Linked DNA regions of Mus musculus: all the other regions are linked to region 1. Evidence: chromatin loops called from intact Hi-C (ENCODE). Cell type or tissue: heart. All regions are shown on one strand. Region 1 has its middle 3.1 kb from the start of Men1. Region 2 holds the start of Vps51 (VPS51 GARP complex subunit). Region 3 holds the start of Tm7sf2 (transmembrane 7 superfamily member 2). Region 4 holds the start of Snx15 (sorting nexin 15). Region 5 holds the start of Pola2 (polymerase (DNA directed), alpha 2). Region 6 overlaps Atg2a (autophagy related 2A). Region 7 overlaps Cdca5 (cell division cycle associated 5).

Region 1 (4,000 bases):
TCTGACCTTGGCATGTGTCCTCTGTGGCATGAATGCCTTTCATAAATAAGTGTTAGAAGAAGGAAGAGGAGGAAGATGGAGAAGAAGGTGGCGGCGGCAGTGGTGGCTATACTTAAAGCAGTTGCCTGTCTGTGGAGTATGTTCCCCTAACTGGGCTGCCTTGTCTGGCCTCAGTGGAGAGGATGCTCCTAGCTCTACAGAGACTTGATGTGCCGGAGGCGGGGGGGGGGGGGGGGGAGGATACCCGAATAGGGGGCTCTAACCTCCCAAAGGAGAAGAGGGGAGAGGCAGACTGTGTGAAGGGGAGAACTGAGAAGGGGAAGCAGAGATTGGCATATAAAGTGAATAAATTAAAATTTTAAAAGAAGAAAGGAGCAAGAGGAGGAGACAATGACATGGAACCCCCTAGCAATATGTTTCGTCATCACTGGGGGAGGGGGGGCTGCTGCCGCCCACACAAGAGACTAGGATAATTCTGTGTGACTCTGAATTATTATTTCACAGGACCGAGTTGTTAGGGTGTCCACCCCAAGGAGGGAGGATCTAGACAGATAAAAGGCTCCTAGGAGTCCAGCTTGGGAAGATAAAGGAGTATAGCCCCGTTCTCTCTCTTCCAGGCTGACCATTTATTTATTACTCTTCTTTGCAGAGAGGTGTTTTGAGACATGGTTTTCTGTGTAGCCCTGGCCATCCTGGAACTCTGTAGACCAGATTTGCTGGGGACTCTGAGATTCTCCTGACTCTGTCTCTGAAGCCCTGGGATTAAAGGTGTGCACCCCACTCCTGCCTGGCTTTCTTTGCTACCCTTGAAGGCTTAGTTGTTTTTGTTTTTTGTTTGTTTTGTTTTTGGTTTTGTTTTGTTTTTGAGACAGAGTTTCTCTGTGTAGCCCTGGCTGTCCTGGAACTCACTCTGTAGAGCAGGCTGGCCTCGAACTCAGAAATCTGCCTGCCTCTGCCTCCCAAGTGCAGAATTAAAGGCGTGTGCCACCATGCCCGGCTAAAGGCTTTGTTTTAACTGGACTAAGTCTTAGGAGTCCTCTCCATGAGCTCAGCCTCCAGGCCTGGCCAGAGACCGAGGCTGCTCTGTGCCATGCTCCTTGTCTTCGTGCACCGTCTCTGCAGAACAATGTGGAACCAAGTCATGGGGGCTTCCTACCTGCTCCTGACAACATTTTGGGGATGCCATCTTCAGAGGAGTTGAAAACCTTGTGGATTCTGCCAGCTCTTTTGAGGTCTAACCACCAAGGCATAGTATCTGTTGGTCCAGAAATACCCTTCTCTCTGGGCCTCCTTTTTAACAGTATCAGTTTGGGAACACTTAGATTGGCATCTGCATTGTAGTTCCTCTCTCCAGTTTCCCTTGGTCTATAACAGCAATAACCCTTAACAACAGGCACACTGTGCCATGGCTTAAGACATCTTGCTTCATAGAAAACCTGTTAGTCATTCCCACGACTGATTCAAACTTACAACCTTCAGCTGCTGCACGCCAAGCATAGCATCGACAGCTGCTTCTAACCGACAGGACTTCCTTTAGAAAGTGGGAAGTCGGTTGGGCAGTGGTGCACAACTTTAATCTCAGTACTAGGGAGGCAGAGGCAGGTGGATTTCTGAGTCCAGGTCTATAGAGTGACTTCCAGGACTACACAGAGGAAACCCTGTCTCAGGGAAAAGAAAAAGAAAGAAAGTGAAAAGTTTGTGCTCATTCACTTCTGACAGCCGGTGTCTGAGAGGTGATATTCAGCGCCATCCTGGCTGACCACCTAGGCGATACGACGGATAAAAGCTGCATGAAGTAACTTTCAAGAATATGGGCCACTCAAGAGCAGCTACAATTGCCCAAAGTTTCCAACACCCTGCCCACAAAACACCGATTTTAAAAGGCTTGAAGTTCAGAGCAGAATCAATGCAAACCTGAGTTCAGAGCGCCACCTAGTGTAACAGCTGTAGAAGAGCATACAGATTCTGACCACAAAAGACCAACGTATTTTGGGAAAGTCAGTTTCGGTGCCCATCCCATGTTCTTTCCAGGACTCAGATGTGACTGGTTTGCTGAATCTGACAAACAGGCCCGCTAAATGATCTTCTGCAGTACTGTGGAGCTATTCTAGGGCTGGCTGTCGTGGCGCATTCTGTGGTTGCCGCTCTGTAGTTGGAGACTGGAGGATCAGGAGGTCAAGGTCATCCTCCGCTGCACAGCAAGTCTGAGGCCAGGTCATAGGACTCCTCCTACAGGACTGATGAACCCTTGTCTCAAAGGCAAACGAAGAGGCTTGAGAGATAGCCCTGGCTTCTGTGCCCCTTGCTTGTTGCTTCATTGTCAGCTCTCCTATCACACTGTCATAAGGTGACAAATTCAAAGGGACCCACGCCAGAACTGCCGTTGTGAGCTAAAGAAACTCATTGTCTTTATACAAGTATTCAGCTTTAAGTCTGGGACAGAAGTGAAATGGTGGGCTGGTACATCATTTGGAAATAGGTTGTAAGCACTGTGAGCCTTGATTACCTACGTACCATGTTAGGATAGACTAGAGACCTCCCTGGATTCATACATTCAAGCTCTTTTATAATAAATTAGGGGGCTGGAAAGATGGCTCACAGGTTAAGAGCACTGGCTGCTCTTCCAGAGGTTCTGAGTTCAATTCCCAGCAACCACTGGTGGCTCACGACCATCTTAATCTGATGCCCCTCTCTGGTGTGACAGCAACAGTGTATTTACATAAAACAAATAAATCTTTAAGGAATAAAAAATTATACATAAATAAAAAATAATTAGTATTTTAATTTTTAAGTCTGTTTTTGTTTTGTCTTGTTTTGGGTTTTTTGTTTTGTTTTTTTGTTTTTTGGTTTTTCAAGATAGGGTTTCTCTGTATAGCCCTGGCTGTCCTGGAACTCATTCTGTAGACCAGGCTGGCCTCAAACTCAGAAATCTGCCTGCCTCTGCCTCCCAAGGCATGTGCCACCATGCCTAGCAATTTTTTTTTTTTAGTAATTTTTTTTATTGAAGTTTATGTGTACGGGTGTTTTGCCTGCATGTATGCCTGTGTTCCACATGTATCATGGAAGCTAAAAGAGGACATTGGATTCTGTGATATCTGATTTACAGACAGTTGTGAGCCACCACCGGAACCTCTGGAAGAGCAGTCAGTGCTCTTAACAGCTGAGCCCTTTCTCCAGCCCCAATTTTTGTGTTTGTTTTCTGAGACAGGATCTCACTATGTAGCCGTGGCTGGCCTGGAACTTGTTTGCAGAGTACTAGGATTAAAGGTATGCATCACCATGACCAGCCCCTCTTCAAAAGAATAATATATAGTTTATTCTAAAGCCAAATTTGAGTAACCATGGTCCAGGAATACAAATTTAGGTTAATCCAAACTCCATGTTCCAATATGACAGCAATTTCTTAGCTTTACAGAACAAAGAAACTTAAAAATCAAAGAAACTTTAAAATGCATGGGTAGATGTAGCTGGATGGTGATGGCTCACACCTTTAACCCCAGCACTCAGGCAGAGACAATCAGATCTCTCTGAGTTTGAGGCCAGCCTGGTCTACAGAGTGAATTCCAAGACATCCATGGCTACACAGAAAAACCCTGTCTCTAAAAACAAAAAACAAAACAGACAAACAAACAACCAAAAAAGAAAGAAAGAAAGAAAGAAAGAAAGAAAGAAAGAAAGGAAGGAAGAAAGGAAGAAAGAAAGAAAGGAAGAGGTTCTGCTTGTATATGTGTGTGGTGTCTTTACACCTGTGTAAGGAGCTGCTCAGATGTGGAAAACAGAAAGATCACATATCCTTCTTTATGACTCTCTCTGTCTTCTTCCCTTTACACAGGCTCTCTCTCTGAACCTGCAGCTAGGTCGTTAGGCAGGAAGTCCCAAGACCCTCCTCCCTTTAACCCCCACACTGACCCCATTCCCCATCCATGCCCTATAATGCTAGGATTCCAAACGTATAAGTGAATTCTGGGTATTTGAACTCAGGTCCTCCTACTGGTACAAC
Region 2 (4,000 bases), 250 kb before region 1:
AATCTGTGAGCTGTTGCCCTAATCAATTAGTCTTGGGGTGTGCACTCAATAACCGTGCCTATGTGACTGAGATTGGTGTTCATGTGGTTTGTGGGGTGACTCCTGGACCCAAAAACTATTAGTAAATCTTAAGGAATGAGGATACAGACAGAGGGGGAGAGAGTGGCAAATCTGCTCTGAAGGCAGACTGACCAGAAACAAAAGTTACCACTAATAACATTTTTAACAAAAATTTTAATTGACTTTGAGATGGCTTAGTAGCAGGCAAATGTGTTTGTCACCAAGCCTGATAACCTGACTTCAATCCCTGGCACCCTCATGGTGGAAGGAGAATACAGACTCCTGAAAGTTGTCTTCTGACCCCCACACAAATGTTGTGTCCCACACATATGCATGTGCACAATATAAATAAACAAACAAAGCTAAAGCTTACTGAAACGCTGGTGCTTCCTAAGTGCTGCAGAGAAACTCACTGCATTTCATTCTTCCTTCCCAGCGCTGGTCCTTTGGACAAACCCCACCCCCACAGGAGTCATCACTTCAGCAGCAGTGGATTAAGGTTGGGACCCAATTGTAATCTGGGTCTCTTTCCTTTAATCCCTGTTTTTCTTAACACGGGGTGAGGACCTGGTGGGGGTGGTGTAAGACTGAGGAGTGTGTCCCAGTGGGGTCACCTGTAGCTGAGATGAACTTGTTGTAGTTCTCATAGACCAGGGTCTGCATGTCGCTGTCTAGAGCCCGGATCTGCCGTACCATGTCCGTCTCACTGTCCATCAGCTGGGCCAGAGGACATTCTCTACGCAGCTAGAGAAGCAGGTAGGAACAGTCAGCGTTAGTGCTCACTCACGTCCTGCTACCCTGCTTTACGTTAGTTGGATTTCAGTGCAAGACAACTCCAATCCCACCCTTATCAGGAATTCCATAAGTGGCACACTTTAAGTAGCACACTTCACAGGTTAGACCCAATTTGGGATTTGTCAGCGTTCATGGTCTTCTGGCTTAGTTTAAAGTCAACCTAGGCCCTGCCTAGCGCCTGTCAAGAGCATGGTCACACCCACTACCACGAGCCAGCACCGAGACCTCAGACCCAGTGTGACCTCAAGTCAGGCCCAGGCTCCCTTGGCCTCCAGATCTGCCTCTATTGCCTAGTAAGGGCTGTCCTCTTATAAACCCCGCTGCCGTCACCACAGCAACCAAATCGGGAGTAAGATCTAGGGTCCAAGATATTTGGGGTCTGGACCCGCCCCATTTCACACACACACCTTGTCAAGATAAACTTCCGGGTCGAAGTGCGCCCCATTGAGATCGGTTGGGTCCAGAGGGTCAGGCCCTGCGGGATGCCCCGCCACCTCCCCCTCCGAGAGGCCGTAGTAAAGCTTCAGCATCCCGTGAGCCTTCCGCCGACGCTCCGGAGCGTCCGCCTCGGGACCTTCTGGGGAGTCTCCAGGCCCGGACCCTAGGCCAGGCCCCACAGCTGCCGCAGCCGCCATAGCTCCAACCTCAACTCAAAGGGGTGAGGCAGGGGAGGGAACAGATGCACTTCCGGGGACCAGAAACTTGCTACAACCAGGCGGTCCTTCAGGTGAAACGTTCCTCTGCAGCTGTAGGATATGTGAGACTAAAGTTCCGTCTTGCGCTTGTCCTTCTGGAGCACAGAGGTTTCACTGAACTTCTGGATCGTTGAGTTTCTGTGATTTTGCTGTGCTACTTGGGTGAATCGTGGCGTCCCAATCCTGCATCCGCACAGGAAAGAGACTTGCAGAAGATCGAATATGCGTCACAGGGGGGGTCTGCAAGGTTCAAACGTCCATTTAGTAGCCTGCAATATGGCTTTAACGCAGTGTTTCCCAAGGTTCTGTCTCCAAGGAGTCATTCAATATGAGAAACTTTATTCTACTTAGAGAATTTAAGATGTTAATCTTAAGAAGTTAGTGAAATGTGATACGTGAGCAGTTGGGATTGAGGATAATTCGGAAGTTTTAAAGATGTAGGCATAAAACGAAGCTCTCAGCAGGGCGTAGTGGCGCACACCTTTAATCCCAGCACTTGGGAGGCAGAGGCAGGTGAATTTCTGAGTTCGAGGCCAGCCAGCCTGGTCTACAGAGTGAGTTCCATGAGTTCCAGGACAGCCAGGGCTACACAGAGAAACCCTGTCTCAAAAAAAAAAAAAAAAAAAAAAAAAAAAAAGACGAAGCTCTTAAGAGGGGATGAGGTCAGATTATATGTGGAGTTAAATAGAAGAAAATGAGACTTTACTAATGATGTACTGTAAACGTTACCGAGGATGGGCTGATAGGGTGCTGGGCTGCCAGGAGTTTCAGCAGACCAAACACTGTTTTTATCTGAAAATTAGGAGTTAAAAAAAAATCTAAATGGTATACTTTTTATTTTTATTTTTTTCAAGACGGTTTCTCTGCTTAGCCCTGACTGTCCTGGAACTGGTCCTAGTGTAGAACCTGTCTGCCTCCCAAGTGTTGAGACTAAAGGCATGTGATAACACTGTCACCAGCTCCACTGCCTAGCTAAAAACAGTTCTGAATGGTATTAAATCGCCATCTGTCCGGCCCCCAGTATTATATGTGTATTTATGTGTGCAGAGACCAGGGGATAACTCAGAGCTGTAGTTACAGCTCATGTGTGAGCTACCCGTCATGATGCTGGAAACCAAAGTGCAAGAGCAGTTCACCCTGTGCCAGCTCAAACCCTTCCTTTCTTTTCTCTCTCTTTCTTCCTCTTTGAGGCATCATCTCACTCTAACTTTGGCTGACCTGAAACTCATTATTGTAGACCAGGCTGGCCTCAAACTCAGAGATCCAGCCACCTCTGCTTCCTGAGTGCTGGGACTAAAAGTCTGTGCTACCATGTCCACAGCCTGCTTCTCAGCCTGACATGCATGGTTGCTCTTGTCACAGACTAAAGGGATCATGTATTCACTTGTCTTGGACCAAAACATTTTCTTGCCTTCTTATCCAGGGGGCTATTTAGAAACTGTACATCTGAGGATCTCAGCCCACGAAGCTTTAAGAAAGTGAATTTGAGCTGGAGAGATGGTTTCACTTGCTGCTCTTCCTGATGACCCAGGTTCAATCCCCAAGCTCACAACTGTCTGTAACACCCTGGGGGGGGGGGGGATCCAGTATCTTTTTGGTCTCCATGGGGAGCAGGAATACATGTGCATGCAGGCAAAATACTCATCCATACAGGAAAAAAAATCAAAATGAAAATAAAACCCAGGTGTACTGATGTGCACCTGCCTAGAACATTGTGGGCCAGGCAAGTGATCAGGAGAAGGTCACGGTCATCCTTGTAAGTTTGAAGCAGCCTGGGCTATGTAAAAACTCTCCCAAAAGCTGAATAAACAAAAGGGCTGGAGAGACGGCTTAGCAGTCAAGAGTGGATTCCTGAAAGTTGTCCTCTGACCATCATATATGCATTGTGGCAATGCACACACTCTTCACTTCACCCACACTAAAATAAATGAGGCTGGGCATAGTGGCACAATCCTTTGATCCAGGCAGGTAAATCTCTGTGAGTTCGAGGCCAGCCTTGTCTACAAAAATGAGTTCCAGGGCTGCCTAATGAGACCTTATCTCAAACAAAACCAACCCTAGGTTAATTAGTACTAGTTAAATGTGATCTTGAAAACCCTATTTATCTTTCATGCTATAAAGATACTTGGGCCTTGGGAGTATACCAACTAGCACTGCAGAGAGACAGAAAGGACGTGCACAGAACCCCGGCGACAAGCACCACTAACACCACAGAGCTTAGACAAGGCTGGCGACCTGACTGGAGGGAAAACAAGTTTCTGCTGTTTCTGGTTTCCTAGGAAATCTGGTGGCCAGAACTGAGAGGGGGAAGGCGCTGGCATTGGGGGAATTACTCTGTAGTCATCCCAGAATACTATCTAAAGAAAAGGAAAATTTAGATTAATTTCCAGACTCTGCTCATTGAAGTTTGTGGTAACATGTTGTGTTAAGTCTAGTGCTTCAATTAGAGC
Region 3 (4,000 bases), 260 kb before region 1:
GTGTCTGGAAACAGCTACAGTGTACTCATATAAATCAAATACATCTTTAAAAAATATAAATAAGTCAGGGTTTCTTTGTGTATCCCTCGCTGTCCTGAAACTTTTTCTGTAGACCAGGCTAGCTTCGAACTCAGAGATCCACCTGTCTCTGCCAAAGTGCTGGATTAAGGGTGTGCACCACCACTGCCTGGCTTTAGACTCTCTTTCTAGTAGCTCCAGTGGCCTGAATAGTGTAGTTTCTTCAGTAATACTGATGTGGTATTTTCTTGAGAGAGAGAGTGAGAGAGAGAGAGAGAGAGAGAGAGAGAGAGAGTTTCACTAAGTAGCTTTGGTTGATTTGGAACCATATAGACCAGGCTGGCCTTGAACTCACAGAGATCTGCCTGCTATTGCCTCTGGAGTGCTGGGATCAAAGGCATGCCCTACTACACCCAGCCCTCACAGGAAATTGTAGAAGAAAATTTCATTCAATCCTGTTTTATGAGTGAGAAAATAACCTTATATTCTGGCATATATGTTGACAGGCCAGTCTCCGATTAATGTTGGGACTAGGCCTGGTGGGATTGTAGTAACTGTAATCCTAGTTACTTGATTAGCTGAGGGAAGTAGAAGGAACCTTGATTTTGAGACTAGTCTGGACTATCCGAGTGAGACCTGTTTCAAAACTAAACCAAATCCAAACTCAGATTCAGTGGACATGGGCACTCCTGCCTCTACAGTGAAGGCAGGACCTTGCCTGAGCCCCTTTGGAGCTCTTGGCCACCACCCATGTACCCCATGTACATGTGATCTTAACACAAGAACAGCTGGCCTGTTGTCAAGGCCACCAATGACAAACAAGGTGTTAAATCTGACAATCCCTGGAGGCAGTTGCCTGGTCCTTCAAGCTTCTCCTTAGCTGTCTTTGAAGTTGATTTTATATTTGGCCGCTACATCCGAAGCTGCACCTGCTTTCCCAGCTCGCTGCCTGCTTTGCTCCCCCATACAGCCTGTCATCACTGTGGTATAGATTTAGTTTTGTGGTGCTAGGGTTGGAATCTAGGGCTTTATGTACATAAGCCAAATGCGCGCGCTCTCTCTCTCTCTCTCTCAAGATTTTATATTAAAAACCCTCTTGTTCTATTAAAGCAAAACCATAGGTTCATAACACAGCAACATATTGGCAAATGAATGAATGAATGATTGCTGCCCACCCAGCAATGCTAGCCCACTCTGCTCTTCTCCTGGCCCAAGTCCAGCAGAATTAAGTCCAGCATGTCAGCATACCCAGCCAATGAGGCCAGGTCTCAGCTCACAGAAATATTTGAAGTCAAAGGAACCGAGGCGAGGGTTCAGCTCCCGTCCAAGAAAGAAGTCATACATGGAATTTCCTGGGGAACAACAGAAGGTGAAGGCACACCAGGTATGCATGCATCCCACCTACCTCATCCCTACCTCACTGGGACCCTTCTCACCTGAGTTTCCCCCAGGAGCCAGGGCTGAGGCAGGAGCTACCAAAGCCTTCGCATAGAGGAGGAGGCTGAAGATAAAGCTGGTGAGAGTGGTCGCAAAGGCCAAGGGCAGGAGCATTCCAGGGAGTGCCCCCAGGGGCAGCCCCACTGACACCCCCAGCCCCATCAACAGGGCTGTTAGCACCAGAGCCTGGAAGCCTGAACCACAGCACAGAGTGAGCCCTGGGGTGGCTTGCATACTTCCAAAGCCAACACACACACACACACACACACACACACACACACGCAGTTCTGGGAGAACATTGGCCATTGGCCTGGAGCTGAGTAGTAGCAAAAGAGGTAGATGCACGGCGAGGTTCCCATAAGGGCACAAACATGTCATCAGAGCTGGTCCATAAACCTCCCACCACCCTTGGAACCCACCCCAACCCATGTTAACTGCGATTCAGGGAGGGGGGGGAACCCCAGTCACCATTAATAGGGTAGCGCAGGCGACTCTTGTCCTTCAGTTCCAGGCCTTCGGCCACCTGCGGGTACAGGGCAGGTTTTATAAGAGCTGGGGATGACTTCCCAGGCTCCAGCCCTCCCTGCACCCTCCTCCCTGGTGTGTTAAAACAGATCACACACCTTGCGTGCAGGCAGCAAATAGAGCGCCACCTGCAGGCCGAGCCAGATGAACAATAGCAGCAGAGCCCATGGGCTCCACAGCTCCTCCAGCCCAGGCAGATAGGCCGGTAGGGCCAGGAGGCGCGCCGGGCCCGAGCGAGCCGCCAGGAGCAGGTGGAACATGGTGGCAGGCAGCAGGATCAGTAAAGCCGCGACGCCTGGAAAGAGGGCCACTGTGTAGCGTGACTGCTCCCAAGAGCTCTCTCAAGTCCTCGGGCGCCTTGAGTCACCTGCCTGCTTAGCAGTTTCCCAGCGCCATACTCCTATCTTAATTTTCATCTTGTTCCTCTGCCCTCTGGCATTCCCAAAGACCATCCTGCTCTCCCAACTGTCTTTCATTACACAAACTCCCCGCTGTGCTGCTGTCAGCACTCCCTCCTCTTCTGCAGACACCCCGACACCCGCGCACCGGATCCTTCTGCTCCGAGCCTTCTATAGAGCTCGTATCCTATCCTGCTCCCGTTAAGTGGCATCAGGTCAGCCTCCACCCCAAACCTTCCCATTTACCCAACGGCCCCCCGAATTCCAGTGGGGCCTGGGAGGCCTCACGAGAAGTCATGATCTCTGCTTTGCCGGGGAACAATGGTTCACAAAAGTCGATCAAGGAAACACAAACCGCCCCATGCCGGGTTATGGCTCTGCATCAGACACGGAGGTGGAAAAGCTGCTGCTCTTGTTCATTGATCTTTAAATGGACGCGCCCTCTGCCCACCCTGGGCCCAGCACAGTAGCCAATCAGCGCTGGGAGGCGGGCCCCATGCTGGCGCCTCAGAAGCTTCGGCACTGAAACCCAACCCGGGCGGGTCCCGCCCCTGCAGGCAAGAGGAAGGAGGAGGACACATAAGTTTATTAGAAGGATCCATGAACCCGCCAGCGGGGAAGGGCCTCTAGGATGAGAACAGGGCACAGGGAGGACAGGGCGATAGGGCTACTACGCGACTCGTTGGCAGATTCTAGCCGCGCTCGCAGATGACCTCGACAACACTAGGTTCCATGGGCACTGGGTCGGGACAGCGCAGAGCAGCTGAGGCTACTACTTCGTCCAGCAGCAGGTGCACTAGCTCCTCATCAGCCACAAAGCGCCACAAGTAAAGCTGCAGGAAGTGGCAGTCCACCTGCACCTGCTGCAGCCCAAAGCGCCCAAAGGTGCGTAGGCGCACACACTCCAGTAGTGTCTTCAAGCTGATCTTAATGATGCCAGTCAGCACCGACACCTGCAGGTGGACACAGGGATGCAGCTCAGGATTGCCGTCTTTTGGGGAGGAGGATACATCCAAATTCTGAGCAGAGGCAAGGGAGATAAAGACAGAAATTTCTAGGGCTCAGCTAAGAAGGGAACAATGCAATGTTGCCACCATAAAGGCGAGGGCAGGTAAACCCCGGTGGTCAGATCAGAGATGGGGCCTCATGAATACGATGGGCAGCAGTCACCACTGACTACAAAGTAAAATGGAGGAAAGATATTGCTGAGCTTGGGCTTCGGAGGGGCAGAGATCAAGATATGAGTGGGAACCCCCGATGACTAAAGACTAGTTTGGAGAGTAAAGTGTGGACAAGGTGGTTTTGCTCTGGACCTAGAGACAGAGATTACGTAAAGTGATCTTTAATTCTGCTCAGATGTGGTCCTAGGGCTCTCTGGGTTAGTGTGGGAGCCACCCTTCCCCTGGGATGTAGAGGAGAAGGTACTTCAGACCTTGTTGAATTCCACGGGGCTGAACACATCGATCCGTTCAGAGAACAGCTTCTGAATATTGCTCAGGAGGTTTGTGTCCATGGGAGCACTGGAAGGGGGAAAGAAAGAGTGAGAGGCCACTCTGCCCAGCCTCCCTCTTCTGTCTCTCAGGGAGGCTCCTAGCAGCCTGACCTGGGTGTGTAGCTGGGTG
Region 4 (4,000 bases), 210 kb before region 1:
AGGCGTGCACCACCACTGCCCGGCTACCTTTTAACTTTTTTACTTGTATTTTTTTTAAAATTAGCAGTGCTATCTGCATGTATACCTACATGCCAGCAGATGTTTTGTGAGCTGCACCACCATGTGTTAGTTGGGAACTGAATTCAGAGCCTCTGGAAGAGCAGCAGTGTTCTTAGCTGCTGAGTCATCTCTCCATCATCTCCCAACTTTATTATTTTTTTTTAATTGGCGGGTTTTTTTTCCTTTTTTTTTTTTTTTTTTTAAGCAGTGACAAGGCTCCCCTCTGTAGCCCTGGCAGGCCTAGAACTGCCTAGAACCTGCTTTGACGGTTAGGTTGGCTTCAAAGTCACAGAGATGTGGCTGCTTCTGCTTCTTAAGTGGGGTAAAGACACTCACCCCTAGGCTTGGCACTCAACTTCTATCCCAGTTCCTCCCTAGGGCCACGTCCTGGTATTCAGAAAGGAAAACAAAACAAAACAAAACAAAACTATGCTTCTCAGGAAATGAGAGTCTAGGGGCTGGAGAGATGGTTCCTGGAGAGATGGCTTGGCAGTTAAGAGCACTGGCTGTGTCAAACACCGATGCACAGAAAATAAAGTAAAAATAAATAAATCATTTAAAAAAAATGAGAGTCTGTCCCAGGATCCAGTTCTTCTTAAGAGAGGAGCTACGGGCTGGTGAAAGGTCCGGAGTTCAAATCCCAGCAACCACATGGTGGCTCACAACCATCCGTAGCAAGATCTGATGCCCTCTTCTGGAGTGTCTGAAGACAGCTACAGTGTACTTACATATAATAAATAAATAAATCTTTAAAAAAAAAAAGAGAGGAGCTACAATGTCTCATACCCATGAAGACAGAGTTAGCAGTGGGGTTGGGCACTCTGGAAGAACAGAATTGGCCCGAGACAGAAGTAACACTTAGTTTTTGCTATTATGCTTATGGGAGTTTTACAGTAAGGTTGTACAGTTTAGAATCAACAGTTTTCAAAACATCCTTTCCATTTTTTTTTTCTAGATCTCAGCAAACCAGACATGATTAAGATGCCCATTTAAAATCTAAGGATGGGGACAGGAGGGGTGGCTCGGTAGTTAAGAGCATGACCTGATCTTCCAAGCACTACATTCAGTGCCCAGAACAGTACCCACATTATGTGGCTCATAATCGTTTGTAATTCTGGCTCCAGGGGATCAGATCTGATGCACCTTCCTCTGACCTCAACAGGCATCCACACGCAGTTGTGCTACACATTCACACAGACACGTACATCAGCCAGAAACAAGGAGAGATGATTCAGCAGGTAAAAGCACTCGCTGCTGTAGCCAAGGACCTGGGTTTGGTTCCCAGCACTGAGATGGCAGATAGAAATAATTTCTAAGTCCAATTCCAGGAGATTCAAGACCTCTTTTGACCTTTGATCTCACCAGGCTTGTATTTGGTACATAAACATACATACAGGCAAAATATTCATACATATAAAATTAAATAAATCTGGAGCTGGATCGATGGCTCAGGTTAAGAGCACTGGCTGCTTTCTAGAGGACAGAAGTTCTATTCCCAGCACCAACGTGAGGGCACACAAGCGCTTGTAATTCCAATCAATAGGGATCTACCACCCTCTTCTGGCCTCCTTTGGTATTGCATGGAGAGTGCACAGATGTTTTTGTTTTTTAAAAAAACAACTACGTTTTAAATCTTTAAGTAAATAAGCCAGGAGGGGTAGTACACATTTTTAATCCCTAGGGATGCTGCACTGGGGAGGCAGAGGCAAATGGATCTCTGTTTGAGCCTGGTCTACAACACAAGTCCCAGGACAACCAGGGCTACAGGGAAAAAACATGCCTCGAAATAAATAAAGAAAAAAATTAAGTAAATAAATCTATAAAATAAAAAAAGGATCATCTTGTAGGGTGCTGTGGCAAGAGAGAGACATGGAGAGAGAGAGAGAGAGAATGAGAGAGAGAGAGAATGAGAATGAGAGAGAGAGAGAGAGTTCTCTAAAATGTGGGAGGCCATGAGTTCAACCCTAGCACTGGAAAAAAAAAACAACTCTATGCATGTGTAAGGCATGTGACTAGATCTAAAAGGCTAACAGGAAGACATAAGGGTTCTGAATGCCTTGTCATCCTTTCTACCCTCCGGCATCTTCCTAGAGACAATTATTATATTTGTATTTTTTGGCATGAAAAAGTAAACCCCCGGAACACTCTTGACGTATCTAAGACTCTGACTTAGATTGCTTTGGGAGCGACTTGTATGTGTTTGCTTCCTTTTAACAGTCGACAAGCCACTAATCAAACAGTTGCCAAGTTGAAAAAAATTTAAGTACAAGAAAATATATAGTCAGTCTTTCCGCAGCAACCCGGTTTCTCCCATTGGAGACCTCCATAGTTACCTTGGGTAAAATTCTAAAAGCATTCTTTCATGCTGATGTTTCTACGAGCTCATTCTAAGTTTTATTGTTACAAACACCAATTTCAGCTTATTGACTTCCTTATCTGTTAAGACCAGTCTTTTTTTTTTTTTGCGTGAGTTTTTAAAACCACACAAATTATATATATATAATATATAAATAGTATAATAAAATTATATGTGTATATGTGTATATACACACACACATACATTTAAACTTTTAAAGAGCTTTTTTTATAGTTGGTCCTGGTGGTGCACGCCTTTAATCATAGCACTTGGGAGGCAGATGCAGGAGGGTCTCGGTGACTTCCGGGCCAGTCTAGTTTACATCGTGAGTTCGCAAAAGCCAGGGCTGTCTCAAAAAAAGAAAAGATAGATAAATAAAAAGGTGGTGGTGGGGCTTTTACGGATCAAGCAGGGAAAATTACCAAAAGTTACTCTAAGCGATTAGAGAAGGAATATTTAGGTTAATCCGGAGTTTTCTTGCTTTGAGAAATTCGTAGACCGCATCTAGACATCACCAACAACAGAGAGGGGGTACCGGGCCAAGCGCAGAGCCAAGCTCCACAGACTTTAAAAAATGACCCTTAGCCCCGCCCCAGGAGGTGAGGCGCCTTAAATCTTCTGTCTCAGGCGCCTCTTAAAGGGGAAATCTATTTGTGTAGGCCAAACCGCGACCTCCTTGAAGCTCTTTGCCTTTAAGGTACAGCACGGATCCGGAGCTGCTTAAAAGGGTAATGCTCCCCCGCTGGGTCCCACCTCACCTGAGCGGTTACTTTGTACTCTGTGTAACCCTTGGGGTGGGTCCTAGGGTCCGAGACTGTGTAGTGTCGCAGGAAGTCATCCTTCGCTTGGCGCGACATGACAGCGGAGCCGGTCGCCGGCTCCTCCTCCTGCACGTCGCCCCCGCTCCCCGCGTGTTGAGCCTACTGCCACTGCCAGGATCCGGCCTGCGCCCTTCTTCAGGCCCAGGGACCTAGTCGCAAGTGACACAACCGTTCTTGGCTTGGGGGCGTGGCTAAGGGAGTGTCTGACAAGTTCTAGGTCATTGGTAAAGCGGAGTTCTAGGTAGAGACTAAGGATTGGTTGTTTGGGAGAGGATTTACCAGCTGGCATCCTGGCATGTGATTGAACCCACTTCCCCCTAACGTAAACCCTCCTTACAGACCTCCGAAACGTTTCTTTATTTATCTTCTTTACACTCATCCAGCCTCTTATTTATGAATTATTTTAAGCTAAGATCTCTGCTGTGTTGACCAACTTCTGGGCTTAAAATATTCTCCTACCTAAGCCTCCTGAGTATCTGGAACTTCAGGTGCTTGGCATAGGGTCTAACCCATGCAACTTTTATTGTGTTCAAAATGTGCCTAGCAGAGCCAAGTTCCCTGCCTCCCTGTGCGGATTGGGGGGTGGGGGGAACGACACACACTGACATTTTCTGATGCTGAAAAAACTGGATAGTGACAGAGGCTCTGAAATCACAACACTTACACGTATTTGAATTCCCCTTAACTGCTTCAAATTTGGGGAGGTTGGACGTTGAGATGATCTCATGTAGCCCAGTTTGGCCTCAGACTCTCTATGTAGTTG
Region 5 (4,000 bases), 370 kb before region 1:
AAGCCCACTTATACTACGGTTTTATTTCCTACAGTAAGAATTTCAAGGGGTACACACACTGCTATTCTGACACTGATGCACACATCTTCCAGGAGAGATGTGTGATTTAAATCTTTACCACTGGTCTCTGTGGAGCAATAGGATGAGGCACTGTACTCCAGAGCAAAAGTCAGGGGTCGGCACACAATCAGGCAACTAAGTCTCCTTGCCCATGTCCCTCCATCTATAAAGAGAGGGAGCCAATAAGCACCTTGAAGTTTCTTCCAAAGCTAAAATAAAGGACTAGGATCCACCTAGAGGAATTCCTATTTGCACAGATCACTAAAAACTCTGATGAGCAGGGCATGGTGGTGTACATCGTTAACCCCAGCACTCGGGAAGCAGAGGCAGGCGATCTCCGTGAGTTCAAGGCCAGCACAGTAATCTACATAATGAGTTCTGGGGTTACCCAGAAAGACTCTGTCTTTAAAAACCAAACAAACAAAAAAACCTCTAATGAGAAAAGTCATTGAGCAAGAGATGACTAGGTATGAGATGCAAACGGTTCCAATGTCTCCTATTGGTAATGTCACCTGTTGTTTAGTCGGGACCCAATAGGTACCACACAAGCATATAGAACTTGGAAGCGATCCTCTCGGTTCGGGACTCACGTTTCTCCAACAGGGAGTCCTCGTAGTCCAGGCCGAAGATCTGTAGTTCCTCCGCCAGCTGCTGGGTGGACACGGCCATGGTGACCCGGGAGTGGCCGGGCGCCTGCCGCCGGGCCCCGACCTCAGCTCTACCCTGCAGACGCTTATCCTTTCGCTTTACCGGAAGGTGACAGGGACGTGTCACGAGACCACCTGGCCTAAGCCCTCAAACGACCCCAGCCACCAGGTCACAGAGAAATACTTCAAAAGCCCTCGAGAGGTCTCGATCCAGAGAGAAAACTTGCTTCCGAGGACTACACCTTAGCTTCTCCGTGAGGAGCACAGCACAGGAAAAACCCGCCAAACGCTTTGCCTAGCGCGCGCTTGCGCGAGGTTCTGCTCGGGCCCCGCCCTCCCCGCGCACGCGCCGGTCCTCCCACTGCAGCTGCGCAGAACGCGCCTCTGCGCGTCACTCCGCGCGGAAATTGAGAATCGAGACCCCGTACTGTGGCTGTTTCAGGAGTCGCCTGTTCTGCTAAGCTCTGCGATGCTTGTTTGTCCCTTTTTTTTTACCCTTGGCCAGGAGGCGCTGTTTGTCTGTATCTTGCAGTGACTGACACGTGTGTCCAGCACGGCCCTGGAAGGGCACGTTAGCTCCTTCCTCCCCCACCTCAGCATCTCCATCCTGCTCTGCCTTGGTTCGTCCTGATCTAACGCTTTCGTAGGGAATGTGGTTATTATAGCTGTTATGATTGTCAGTCACGGGGATAGCGGGAGGGCAGGTCACTGAAGGGGGAGTGGTTAGAGAGTAAAACAAGGAGTGCATTCTCTTCTTGATGTATTTACCAAATTTTCGAACCAAAATCTCCATTGATTTGGCTTAGGTCAATTGATCTGTGACACCCTAAGAATGGAATGGAAGACTGGCAGAGCCTTTAAGAAAAAACGGTTTGAAGCTAGGCCTGGTAGCACACACCTGTAATCTCAGCACTTGGAGGCTGAGGCAGGTCTCTGCAAGTTCCAGCCAAGGCTATACAGAGAGACCCTAACAAGCAAGCAAGAAACACCAAACAGGACTGCAGAGATGGTTTAGCAGTTACGCTTACTGATCTCACAAAGGACTTGGGTTTGGTTCCAGCACTAGTGTGGTGGCTCACAGCTGCCTCTAACTCCAGTTTCAGGGGACCTGAGACCTCCTGACCTCCACAGGCTCCTACAATCACATGGTGCACATACATACACTCAGGTACTCACAAACACCCATTTAAAACCATGCCGCTAGCCCCAGCACTAAGGAAGCAGAAGCAGGAAGATTACTGAGTTTAAGGCCAGCCTGGTCTACAGAATGGCACCCAGAACAGCAGGGCCACACTGAGAAACCCTGTCTCAAAACAAAAACAAAGTGTGTCTGTGTGTTTAAAGGCTGATTGAACTTCAACTTTCTCAGTGAACATCGTGGCTCAAAGCTTCAATCTCAATATTTGGGAGGCTGAGGTGAGATATTAACACGAGACTGCAGCCGACTAGGCCCACATTTTAAGTCTGTCCAACAGAAAAACAAAACAAAACAAAACTTTACTGGGTTTTCACACTAGTAGCAGGAAGCACTGGGCTGGGCTGCAGGAATTTAGCCACCAGGTGGCAGCAAGGTCACACAACACTACGATTTAGTCCCTCAGTGCTGCCACACATCATTAACATCTGAGGCTTATGGCCTTTCTGATAAAGAGAGGTAAGATTTAAATACAGCCTCACAAACCTTGAACCAATTATCACCCATTTCTAGAGATTAGGGGTGTAGCACACCTGGCAGAGTGCTTGCCTGGCGTATCTAAACCTTGGGTGTGACCCTCAGAATCTGATGGCCATTGGCACATTTGTAATCCCAGTACTTGGGAATGAAGGACCAGAAGTTACCCTTAGCTACATCAGAAGTTCAAGGCCAGCCTGCTACAGGAGACCCTGCCTCAAATGAATGCATAAATAAAGCAAAGCCATCTTTCTTTCTTTCTTTCTTTCTTTCTTTCTTTCTTTCTTTCTAGATTTCTTTATTATTATGTCTAAGTGCACTGTAGCTTTCTTCAGACACCCAGAAAATGCTGTCAGATCTCATTACAAGATGGTTGTGAGCCACCATGTGGTTGCTGGGATTTGAACTCTGGACCTTTGGAAGAATAGTCAGTGCTCTTAACCACTGAGCCACCTCTCCAGCCCCCAAAGTAATCTTTTGACTATTTTATTATTTTGTGCGTATGAATGTTTTGACTTCAGGTATGTCTGATGCTGAGGAGGCCAGAAGAGGGCATCAGATTTCCTGGAACTGGACTTAGAGATTAAATTGTTAGCCACCATGTGGGTTCTAGAAATTGAACCCAGATCCTTTGCAAAAGCAGTAAGTCTCTTAAATGTCAAACATCTCTGTAGCCCCCGCCCCAAAGTATTGTTGTTGCTGAGATTAAAGTTGAGCAACACCACACACATCCCATCCAGCCAAAGTAGTCTTTCTCTCTTTCTTTCTTTTTTCTTCTTTTGGTTTTTTTCAAGACAGGGTTTCTCTGTGTAGCTCTGGCTGTCCTGGAACTCACTCTGTAGACCAGGCTGGTTTCAAACTCAGAAATCCACCTGCCTCTGGCTCCCAAGAGCTGGAATTAAAGGTGTGCGCCACCACTGCCTGGCAGTAGTGTTTCTTAAGGTAACCCTTAGAGGCCAGGCAGAAACCAAAATAAGACAAAGGAAGAAAAGAATGAAGGGAAGCAGAGAGGGAGGGAGGGAGGGAGGGAGGGAGGAAGGAAAGCCACAGTTTATGGAGCTGCCTACGAGGCACTGTGGCCTGTGGCCAGAGGTAGGGAGTGATGGTAACTCTGAAGGAGTGGGACAGCAACCGAGGTCACCAAGCCTGTGCTCAGTTGGGTGTCTCCCAGTCATCTTTCCTCCCTGGGTGTGCACTCTACTGCTGAGCCACATCCCCAGCCTTTGCGTGCTCAGGCCCTGTTGAAGCCACTGTGACCCTGTCAGCTCCAACCCCTTCTAGTGGGCTCCTCTCACATTCCTCCTTTCAAGCCTGGATGTGTCCCATGGCGCCGAGTGCCCCTCCCAGTACTCTCCTGGAATGTTCCTCACTCCTGAAGCTGACTCTTCCTATCTCATCTCTGTAGCATTTTGCTGTGTCATCCTGCACGGCCTCCGGGGCCTCTTCTTCACCCTCATCCCTGTTGGGATTGCACGCAGCTCACGTTTGGACTGGTATATTCCCATCAGAACACTCCCTGCTCTGACCTGGTGCCTGGCTCCTGGCAGGCTCTCAAAAGATGCAAATCTATGGAGGAAGCTTAGGGTCAGGGGAACTGGCTTAGGATCTCCTAGGCAGTGGA
Region 6 (4,000 bases), 70 kb before region 1:
GGGCCCGGGGAAAGCTACTTAGCAAGATTCTGTTTTAACAAAAAAATTAAGGGAAGAGAAACTGGACTGGCACCAGGCAGTGGTGGCACAGGCCTTTAACCCCAGTACTTGGGAGGCAGAGGCAGGCGGATTTCTGAGATCGAGGCCAGCATGGTCTACAAAGTGAGTTCCAGGACAGCCAGAGCTACACAGAGAAACCCTGTCTCAAGAATAGGAAGGAAGGAAGGAAGGAAGGAAGGAAGGAAGGAAGGAAGGAAGGAAGGAAGGAAGGAAGGAAGGAAAGAAGGAAGGAAAGAAGGAAGGGAGGGAAGGAAGGAAGGAAAAGAAATTGGATTGGGAAAGGGTCGTTGGGCAGAGAAGAAAAGCCAGGGCAGGCTTGGCCTCTCTGATAATCCTGTCTTCTAGTCCAAGGGTTCCGGGACCTGCTGTGGCTACCCATCGAGCAGTACAGGAAAGATGGGCGCCTCATTCGGGGGCTGCAGCGTGGGGCTGCCTCCTTTGGGTCATCCACAGCCTCTGCTGCTCTGGAACTGAGCAACAGGCTGGTCCAGGCCATCCAGGTGAGTGCAGGGCCGGAACAGGAAATAGATACCCTTGTCCCTGGGCTCCCGACTCTGTCTGCACAGTCCCCCTGAAAGCCGAAACTTGAAAAGGCTGGGCACAGTTAAAGCCACATGCCATGGAGGCTCCCATGGTGGAGCCAAAGTGCATCTGGGCCGTCAGAACCGACCATGTCACATGCTCCAGCTGCCTGGAAGTGATGCGTGTCCAGGGAGCAGACGCAGAGACCCATCCCAGTTAGTTCTTCCAGGTTCTGTGTTTCACTGAGCCCCAGAGACCACCCCCTACCAAAGCCCTGGTCTTCAGGGGAGTGATTGAGTCCTGGGGTAGGACTGGGTGTGTCTGCGGGTATGTGGAAACACTGCATCAAGAGAGCTTTGAGCTCAGCCCTCAGAGGGGAGGGCAGAGTTCCAGGGGTCTGCAGTGGGAGGGGGCACAGGCCAGAGGGGTGGTGGGCAGAAGGCTCTATTGTTCTGATAACTGTACAGGGGTGCCCTCTAGTGGGGAACTAGACAGCTCCGGCAGGTGTCAGCATGCCCAGCCTAGGTGGGAGGCCCACAGGAAAGTTTTCCAGTGCCTTCAACCATGACCACCTCACCCAGCCCAAAAGACTTTTCTCTTCTTCCTCTTCTTCTTCCTCTTTCTCCTCCTCTTCCTTCTCCTCCTCTCCCTCCTTCTTCTTTCTTATTTATTCTTTGTGTGTGTGCCATGGCTTGTATTTGAGGTCAGACAATTTTTGGGACTCAGTCCTCTCTACCATGTGAGTCTCTAGGGTTGGGGATTGATTTCAGGTCACCTCACAGCAAATGCCTTGACCTTGGGAGCCATCTTACCAGCCCTGGAAGGGTGTATAAATGTCTCCTTCAGTTAAGGAGGTCCTTTGAAGAGGTGGAGAGGTGGCCCAGCAGTTAAGGCTGAAGCTGCTCTCGCAGAGGCTTGGGGCTCAGTTTCTAGCGCTTTATGGGTGGCTGTAACTCCAGCGCCAAAGGATCCAGTGCCCTCTTCTGGCCTCCAGGGGTACTGCATCACTTGGAATCACACACAAATTAAAATAAATGAATATTTAACAAAAATGTAGGAAGTTCTCTTCGGTAGGTGATGGGAGGGGAGTGGGGGGGTGAGGCAAAGACTGGCTGGGACAGGAATAGTCATGCTGGAAGGTCTGGTCCCCAGGGTGGCCTGCAAGGGAAGGCCACCCTGCCATCATCCAACCCTGGTGTCCTTCAGGCTACAGCTGAGACAGTGTATGACATCCTGTCCCCGGCTTCTCCTGTCTCCCGATCCCTACAAGACAAGCGCTCTTCGCGGAAGCTACGCAGAGGTCAACAACCTGCTGACCTCCGGGAAGGCATGGCTAAGGCTTATGATGCTGTTCGAGAGGTGAGGACCACCCTAGACCCACTTGCAGGTGCCCCCATGCCCACCCCTCATTCTCACTGACCTCTGACCTCCACAGGGTATCCTGGATACAGCTCAAACCATCTGTGATGTGGCATCCAGGGGCCATGAGCAGAAGGGACTGACAGGTGCCGTGGGGGGTGTGATCCGACAGCTCCCCCCAACCGTGGTAAAACCAATAATCGTAGCAACAGAGGCAACATCCAACGTGCTAGGGGGCATGCGTAACCAGATCCTTCCAGATGCGCACAAGGACCATGCTCTCAAGTGGCGATTGGAGGAGGCCCAGGACTGACTGCAGGCACCCAAGATCCACCCACTGTCCCAACATGCTCACCGTGTCCAGCCAGCCACAGTGGTGCCACCAGCTCCCTGTTTTCCTGATTGCTGTGACCCACAGCTAGGCCACCAGGTCCTTCAAAGGATGGCCACTGTGAAGGATACCTGCCCAGCCTGCTTGTTGCCAACTGGCCGAGAGAGTGGGGCCTCCCGGCTTTGGGGCCTCTGCCCTGTCTGTGCACTTTCATCTGGGGAGAAAGGACATTGCTTCTCCCTGCTACCTGGGCCCACACTGCTGCCTTGTTCCAGAATGAGGATGGAGGCTTTTGGACCCATGGACCCCACTCAGCCAAGTGTCTCTCCGTGTCTCACGGGGAGGTGGGGGATAGATGCCATGTGGGTCGGTGTATTTTTAAGATCTCTGAGCGTGTGGGTCAGTGTCTGCATGAAGTGGAATAAACTTGCCCACCGCCAGCCCAGGCCACGTCCAGGTCCTCTGTACCTGTGAGACCCCAGTCTGCCCCACTCTGTCTAAGCCTTGATCTGCCAGTTCCCACTTCTGCACGCAGTACACACCTCCTGCCACCAGGAGGCGCCACACTTCACCCTCAGCCTTCTGATGCAAACAGGCTTTGGGTTCAACCTACTTACCATCCTGGTGCCTGTCATCTTGGCACTACTTCCAAGTGAAGCTGGGGGAAGTTGCCTGGCAGCCCCAGAGGAAGAGTCCCTGAGAGTCCGCATCAAACCCCATTCCTTGGTTCTATTCCTGTCAGACCCCAGGCTCCAGCCTTATTCTTGAGGCTGGAGCGAAGCAGGGCTCCAGGCCTGTCCTGGGAATCTCTGTGACCTAAGGCAACATCTGTTAGTCTGCCAGCCGTGGCAGTGTCCAGGGTGTCCCACTCGGGGAGGTTGAGGCCTATTCCCACCATTTTGAGAGAGTGGCTTTCTTATGCTGGGACAAAGCTGTGTTGTCCAGAAGATGCCTGCTGACCATCCCACGTTCATTGTTCACGGGGAGCCACCCTCGGTAGCACTGCCAGGAAGTGGGTGGGCCTGTGGGAAGGATCACTTGTTGGGCATCCCTGGTTCCCCCTGAAGTTAGCTGTGGTCGCTCCTCCTTTGGCCCCCATCATAGACCTGAGTATTAAGCATGAGAGGACTTCCTTGTGCCCCATCCCCTAGTTTGGCTGTCTGGCTAGCTAGGGCCAACAGACTAGGCATGAGGTCAAGCCAATGAAGCCCATGGGTGGCCAGGGTCTGGTGGCACTGGGTAGCTGAAGACCCAGTCTGGTACTTCCTGGACCCGCCCTGCCAGCTGGGGCACAGTCCAGGTCTGCTGCCCTTCGGACCCCTCTTAGGGTCAGTATTGATGGCAGTGGGCTAATCATTAACGCAACCAGGGCTGGGCCAACGGCTCAAAAGGCTTGGCCCAGGGTGGCCCCACTTCCTCCTTGTGCCCCGAAGGCCAGCTAGGTGCAAGGTAAGAGCTCCCAGGCTGTCCTCCAGAAGGCTGCTGAAGGCTCCCGACTCCAAGCCTTCCTGCCAAGCCATCAGCCCTTCTGAGCAAGTTCTGTCCTGTGGCTCTGTTTCCACCTTTGGGTAAAGTGGCTGGTGCTTCCCTGCTCTATGGAGACAGAATTCTTAAGCAGCCATGTCTGTCTTCTAGATGTCCAGGGCCTCATGGAACAGGAGGCTGGGCCTTGAGGGGGCTACTGGGCTGTGGGGAAACCGGAAACCATCTAGTCTGGCATCTCCCTTG
Region 7 (4,000 bases), 240 kb before region 1:
TTTCTCAGTGTCCTGGGAATTGCAGACGTGAGGCAAATTGCCAGTTTGATTTGTTATTCTGATGTGTGTGGTGCTGGAGATCTATCCCAGGGCAGTACTAAGCAGGTACCCTGCTGTTGAGATAATCCCAGCCATCTTGTGATGGTGGAGGTGGGTTTTCAAGTCCTAGAACTTGCTTTGAAGACCAGGCAGGCCTCAAACTCACCGAGATTCAACCCCCACCCTAGTGCTAGGGTTAAAGGCATGCACTACCCCACCTAGCTTCCCAACCAGCTTTTAACCAAAGTACTGACATAATAAAGCCGAAGTATTGTAGAAAGGTTTCTCTGTGAATGACGTCATTGGAGTCCTAGGACCAATGAGGAGAGTTAAGATGGTGAAGGCCCAACTAAGATGGTGGTGGCCCCGGTGTGGTGGCGCACGCCTAAAATCCCAGCACTCGGGAGGCAGAGGCAGGCGGATTTCTGAGTTCAAGGCCAGCCTGGTCTACAAAGTGAGCTCCGGGACAGCCAGGGCTATACAGAGAAACCCTGTCTCGAAAAAACAACAACAACAAAACAACAACAACAAAAAAAAGAACACAGTGAGGAACACTCGGGGTCAGAAGACAGAATCAGCTGGGTGGTGGCAGTGGTGGTGCACACCTTTATTCCTGCACTTGGGGGGCAGAGGCAGAAGGATCTCTGAGTTGCAGGCCAGCCAGGGCTGCAGAACAAAATTCTCCAGAGCTTATGGCCAGGAAATCTCTGATGACTTCCTTGTATTAGAGCACAGTGCCCCTCCCTGAGTTTGTCCTTTGACGAGTTTACTAGGTCTTCAGCTCTTGAAAAGTAGTTGCCATGTTTCACGTCCACTCTGAGCCTGCAGTGTGCAGGGCTCTGCTGGACGTGTGGGCTTTGACAGTGATCAGGCGGTGTCCTGACCCTCAGCTCACCTGTCTGGATGGGTGAATGACGTAACAGACCAACTGCAGACAGCTAGAGTGTGGTCCTAGGTAAAAGACAGCGTTGGGATGGTAGGGTTGCAGAGGGGCTGGGCTGCGCTGGGCTGGGCTGGATCTCAGGTATGGAGAGCCTCCCTGGGGAGGAGCTGTGTGACCTGAGTGGGGTGTGAAGAACCAGTACCTTAGCCTCAAGTGCATATGTCAGGTTAAGCTTTTGCTCTTGACAGCTGTGCCATGGCTCCACTGGCCGTGGGTCAAAGCCCTTCTGATGGCCGTGTACATGGAGGTGGTAGTGTGGTGGACTGTAATACACAGGGCGGTAGCTCTGTTCTAGCTTCGCCTGCAGTCTCTGGATCATCACTTCCTGACCTCAGCCACTCTGGCCCATTTTGTTCCTTGACCCTGACTGAAACACCTGTCTTCAAGGCTTTTGTATTGGCTCACCCCCCGCTCCGCCCCGCCCAACCCAGAACGCAGTTACTCTAGATGTCCACACAGCTCAGCTCCACGCCTTCACACCACAGCTCGTGTCTCCTCCTCAGTGAGACTACAATCCCAACCTGCCCCAAGTTTTGTTCTACAGCCAGCAACTCCGAGCCTTCTGCCTCTGCCCCCCACGTACAGGGATAAAGGTGTGCGCCACCACTGCCACCACCCAGCGGATTCTGCCCTCTGACCCCAGTGCTCCTTGCTGTGTTCCTTTTTAAAAAAAAATAATTTCTTTTTAAAGATTTATTTATGTGAGTTAGCTGTCTTCAGACACACCAGAAGAGGGCATCAGATGGTTGTGAGCCACCATGTGGTTGCTGGGATTTGAACTCTGGACCTCTGGAAGAGCAGTCAGTGCTCTTAACTGCTGAGCCACGTCTTCAGTCCCCTCATTATGTTCTTGTCGCTACAACGGGAGGGAGCACTGAAGTGCCACTAGGTGGCTTTTTGTTTCCCTTGATGTATTTGCAGTACCCAAAACAGTCCCTGGTATAGGACAGGTCACCAATAGATACTTGGCCAAATGAACAGTTTTGAAAAATCTCTAGCAGTTACATAGCAGATGGCCCATAAAGGGTGAGCCTGGATACAGGCAAAGTAATTAGGAGGCTATCAAGCCAGTTTAGACCTGCTGAGATTTTACATCAGCTAACAGGTGGTAGCTATATACCAGACACATCTGGTGGTAGCAGCAGCAGATATAATCATCACAAGTGTAACTCCTCTCTCTCTTCCTGACAGTGGGCATGGGATGCAGGGCTCGTGCATTGTGGGCCTGTGTTCAATGGCTGCGCTTGTTGCTTAAAATCTATCATGGCCTGGGGATGGAGCTGCACTCACAGCACAGTGTTTGCTGAACTTGGACAAGGTCCTGCACTCCAGCCCTACAACATGAAGTACAAAGCAACAGTAGAAACTCCGTGTGTCCTGTAGGCAGTCTTTCCATCCTGAACCCCTCGCTCACGAGACTTCTCTCCTGTCCTGATACAGATCTCTTTTATTTTGGAAAAAGAGAACAACCCTCCGCTCAAGGTACCCACGAAAGAAGACCTCTTCAAGACTTGTAGTGTCCCTGGTACTCCCTCCAGCACCCCCGTGCTGTACACTCAGAATGTTGAGCCTGACTCTGGAGAAGCAGAGCTGGACAGCAGAGACCTGGAAATGTCTCAGAAAGTCAGGCGGTCGTACAGTCGGCTACAGAGCCTTGGTTGTGCCTCAACCTCCACCCCTGGCCGCCGATCCTTCTTTGGCTTTGAGGGACCTGACGACTTGCCTGGAGTCTCACCTGTCGTGTGTTCAAAGTTAATCGAGACCCCAAAGGTACCTGCAAAGGACTTGGTTCCGGCTAGAACGAAGGACTTGGTTCCAGATAGTACGAAGGACTTGGTTCCGGCTAGAACGCTCCCTGGAATCTCTCCCCCAGTTGTGAAAGAGAAACGAAAGAAGAAGGTTCCTGAAATCCTGGTGAGTGGGGCCAGACTTCTCTGACTCTTGGTGGGAAGGCAATGTCTGAGGTGTGGGTCTAGTGCTCTGGCCAACATGGCTGCTCTTCCCTCCCACTCATGTGCCCTCATTTCTTTCCACCAGAAATCAGAGCTGGATAAGTGGGCTGTGGCCATGAATGCTGAATTTGAAGCTGCCGAGCAGTTTGAGCTTCTGATTGAATGAGATGAACTGGGATGCCCGTCATTAAGTGGGGTGACCTGGCTGGCTCTCCCCTCTTCCTGTACATATTGCCTTTTGAGTAGAGCAGGATATGTGGGGTCCCTTTCACTAGCCTTGTTACCCAGAAAGGTATTGCTGGCCTCTTGTTATATTGTGTCTCCTTGCCCTGGACTGTCTACCTCTACAGCGTTGGGGATGAGAATCCACTGCTCTGAACCGGAACTGTCAGAAACAGGGTTAGCCATGGGCTGTCTCTGCTGTTGCATTCAGCCACCAACCAGCAGAGAGGTTTTGTGTTCTGCTTTGGTTCTGTAGAGTTGAGAGATCTCAAAGACCAGGGAGACAGTTAAATGCTTGAGGGAGGATTTTTACATTGAGTCTCTGGAGTCCAGGATATGAACGGGAGGAAGCATAATTGGTTTTTAACACAGTGACTTATGTAGGAACTGGTCCGTGTCTGTGCTCTGCTGTTGACATTGGTGAACGGGGTGCTGCTGCTTACAGCAAAGTGGGTACACTTGATAGCGTGGGCCTCGGATGCACCAGTGTAAGCTTTATAGTCTCTGCTTTGACCTCTTTCCTCGCCCACATCTGTTTCTTTGAATACAAGCTGTGTGGCCTCAGCCCTAGACACCATGTCACCTCATCTCTCACCTACTAGACAGCTTTTGCTGTGAGCTTAAAACTATTGCTCTCATGTGAGACCAACCATTCCTGGGGGTTGCTGGGAACAAAAGTGGATGTATCATGGCTTCTAAGGTTCCTTCCTGCCTGCCACCTCTCAATCATGGTAAAAGCTGTGGTTTAAAGGCCATTGGCCTTCCAACCTTTACAGTTCACGAGAGCAGAAGCTGTGGGGAATGAGAGCTCAGGTAAGCTCCTGCTCCACCAGGGTGGCTTAGT

What was found. A loop is a pair of places that touch in the nucleus more often than their neighbours do. Peaks named below come from ENCODE experiments on the same cell type or tissue, not always from the same donor. Only the 100,000 strongest peaks of a DNase experiment are listed, where the experiment ranks them.
Region 2: a loop joins it to region 1, with 2.9 times the contacts of the local background. A loop is called at or near these places in 9 of 42 quality-filtered maps.
Region 3: it touches region 1 in a loop (2.3-fold over the local background); 5 of 42 quality-filtered maps call a loop at or near these places.
Region 4: it touches region 1 in a loop (2.9-fold over the local background); 5 of 42 quality-filtered maps call a loop at or near these places.
Region 5: it touches region 1 in a loop (4-fold over the local background); 7 of 42 quality-filtered maps call a loop at or near these places.
Region 6: it touches region 1 in a loop (5-fold over the local background); 22 of 42 quality-filtered maps call a loop at or near these places.
Region 7: a loop joins it to region 1, with 2.4 times the contacts of the local background. A loop is called at or near these places in 5 of 42 quality-filtered maps.

Annotation. Positions count from the first base shown.
Region 1 is chr19:6,329,908-6,333,907 of GRCm38, forward strand. No RefSeq gene overlaps it. Among named protein-coding and RNA genes, the nearest start is that of Men1, 3.1 kb to the right of the region's middle. In heart, a CTCF peak has its summit at 1,941 (motif pointing left); DNase peaks (open chromatin) are centred at 1,886 and 2,174; H3K4me3 peaks cover 632 bases; H3K27ac peaks cover 624 bases; H3K27me3 peaks cover 222 bases.
Region 2 is chr19:6,075,689-6,079,688 of GRCm38, forward strand. It overlaps Vps51 (VPS51 GARP complex subunit), which reads right to left and starts at 1,499. Exons shown (of 10, transcript NM_001081041.1): 1 at 1,263-1,499; 2 at 675-804. The coding sequence starts at 1,490. It also overlaps a transcript of Tmem262 not described here. In heart, no CTCF peak of the experiment used is centred here; DNase peaks (open chromatin) are centred at 1,293 and 1,533; H3K4me3 peaks cover 2,209 bases; H3K27ac peaks cover 1,308 bases.
Region 3 is chr19:6,065,045-6,069,044 of GRCm38, forward strand. It overlaps Tm7sf2 (transmembrane 7 superfamily member 2), which reads right to left and starts at 2,806. Exons shown (of 10, transcript NM_028454.2): 1 at 2,625-2,806; 2 at 2,079-2,275; 3 at 1,924-1,978; 4 at 1,455-1,649; 5 at 1,267-1,370. The coding sequence starts at 2,676. It overlaps Vps51 (VPS51 GARP complex subunit), which reads right to left. Exons shown (of 10, transcript NM_001081041.1): 8 at 3,982-4,000; 9 at 3,811-3,898; 10 at 2,798-3,331. The coding sequence ends at 3,071. In heart, CTCF peaks have their summits at 2,110 (motif pointing left) and 2,907; DNase peaks (open chromatin) are centred at 2,037 and 2,867; H3K4me3 peaks cover 2,420 bases; H3K27ac peaks cover 2,226 bases.
Region 4 is chr19:6,124,875-6,128,874 of GRCm38, forward strand. Snx15 (sorting nexin 15) reads right to left here and starts at 3,386. Exons shown (of 8, transcript NM_026912.2): 1 at 3,175-3,386. The coding sequence starts at 3,273. In heart, a CTCF peak has its summit at 1,630 (motif pointing left); DNase peaks (open chromatin) are centred at 3,187 and 3,377; H3K4me3 peaks cover 1,238 bases; H3K27ac peaks cover 1,297 bases.
Region 5 is chr19:5,963,176-5,967,175 of GRCm38, forward strand. Pola2 (polymerase (DNA directed), alpha 2) reads right to left here and starts at 1,031. Exons shown (of 18, transcript NM_008893.3): 1 at 651-1,031. The coding sequence starts at 729. In heart, a CTCF peak has its summit at 2,258 (motif pointing right); DNase peaks (open chromatin) are centred at 1,056 and 2,276; H3K4me3 peaks cover 2,064 bases; H3K27ac peaks cover 2,679 bases.
Region 6 is chr19:6,259,584-6,263,583 of GRCm38, forward strand. It overlaps Atg2a (autophagy related 2A), which reads left to right. Exons shown (of 40, transcript NM_194348.3): 38 at 406-560; 39 at 1,789-1,941; 40 at 2,018-2,721. The coding sequence ends at 2,254. Among named protein-coding and RNA genes, the nearest start is that of Mir194-2, 3.1 kb to the right of the region's middle. In heart, CTCF peaks have their summits at 1,066 (motif pointing left) and 1,575 (motif pointing left); DNase peaks (open chromatin) are centred at 949, 1,888, 2,738 and 3,552.
Region 7 is chr19:6,087,629-6,091,628 of GRCm38, forward strand. Cdca5 (cell division cycle associated 5) reads left to right here. Exons shown (of 6, transcript NM_026410.3): 5 at 2,423-2,896; 6 at 3,020-4,000. The coding sequence ends at 3,100. Among named protein-coding and RNA genes, the nearest start is that of Cdca5, 4.5 kb to the left of the region's middle. In heart, a CTCF peak has its summit at 1,844; no DNase peak of the experiment used is centred here.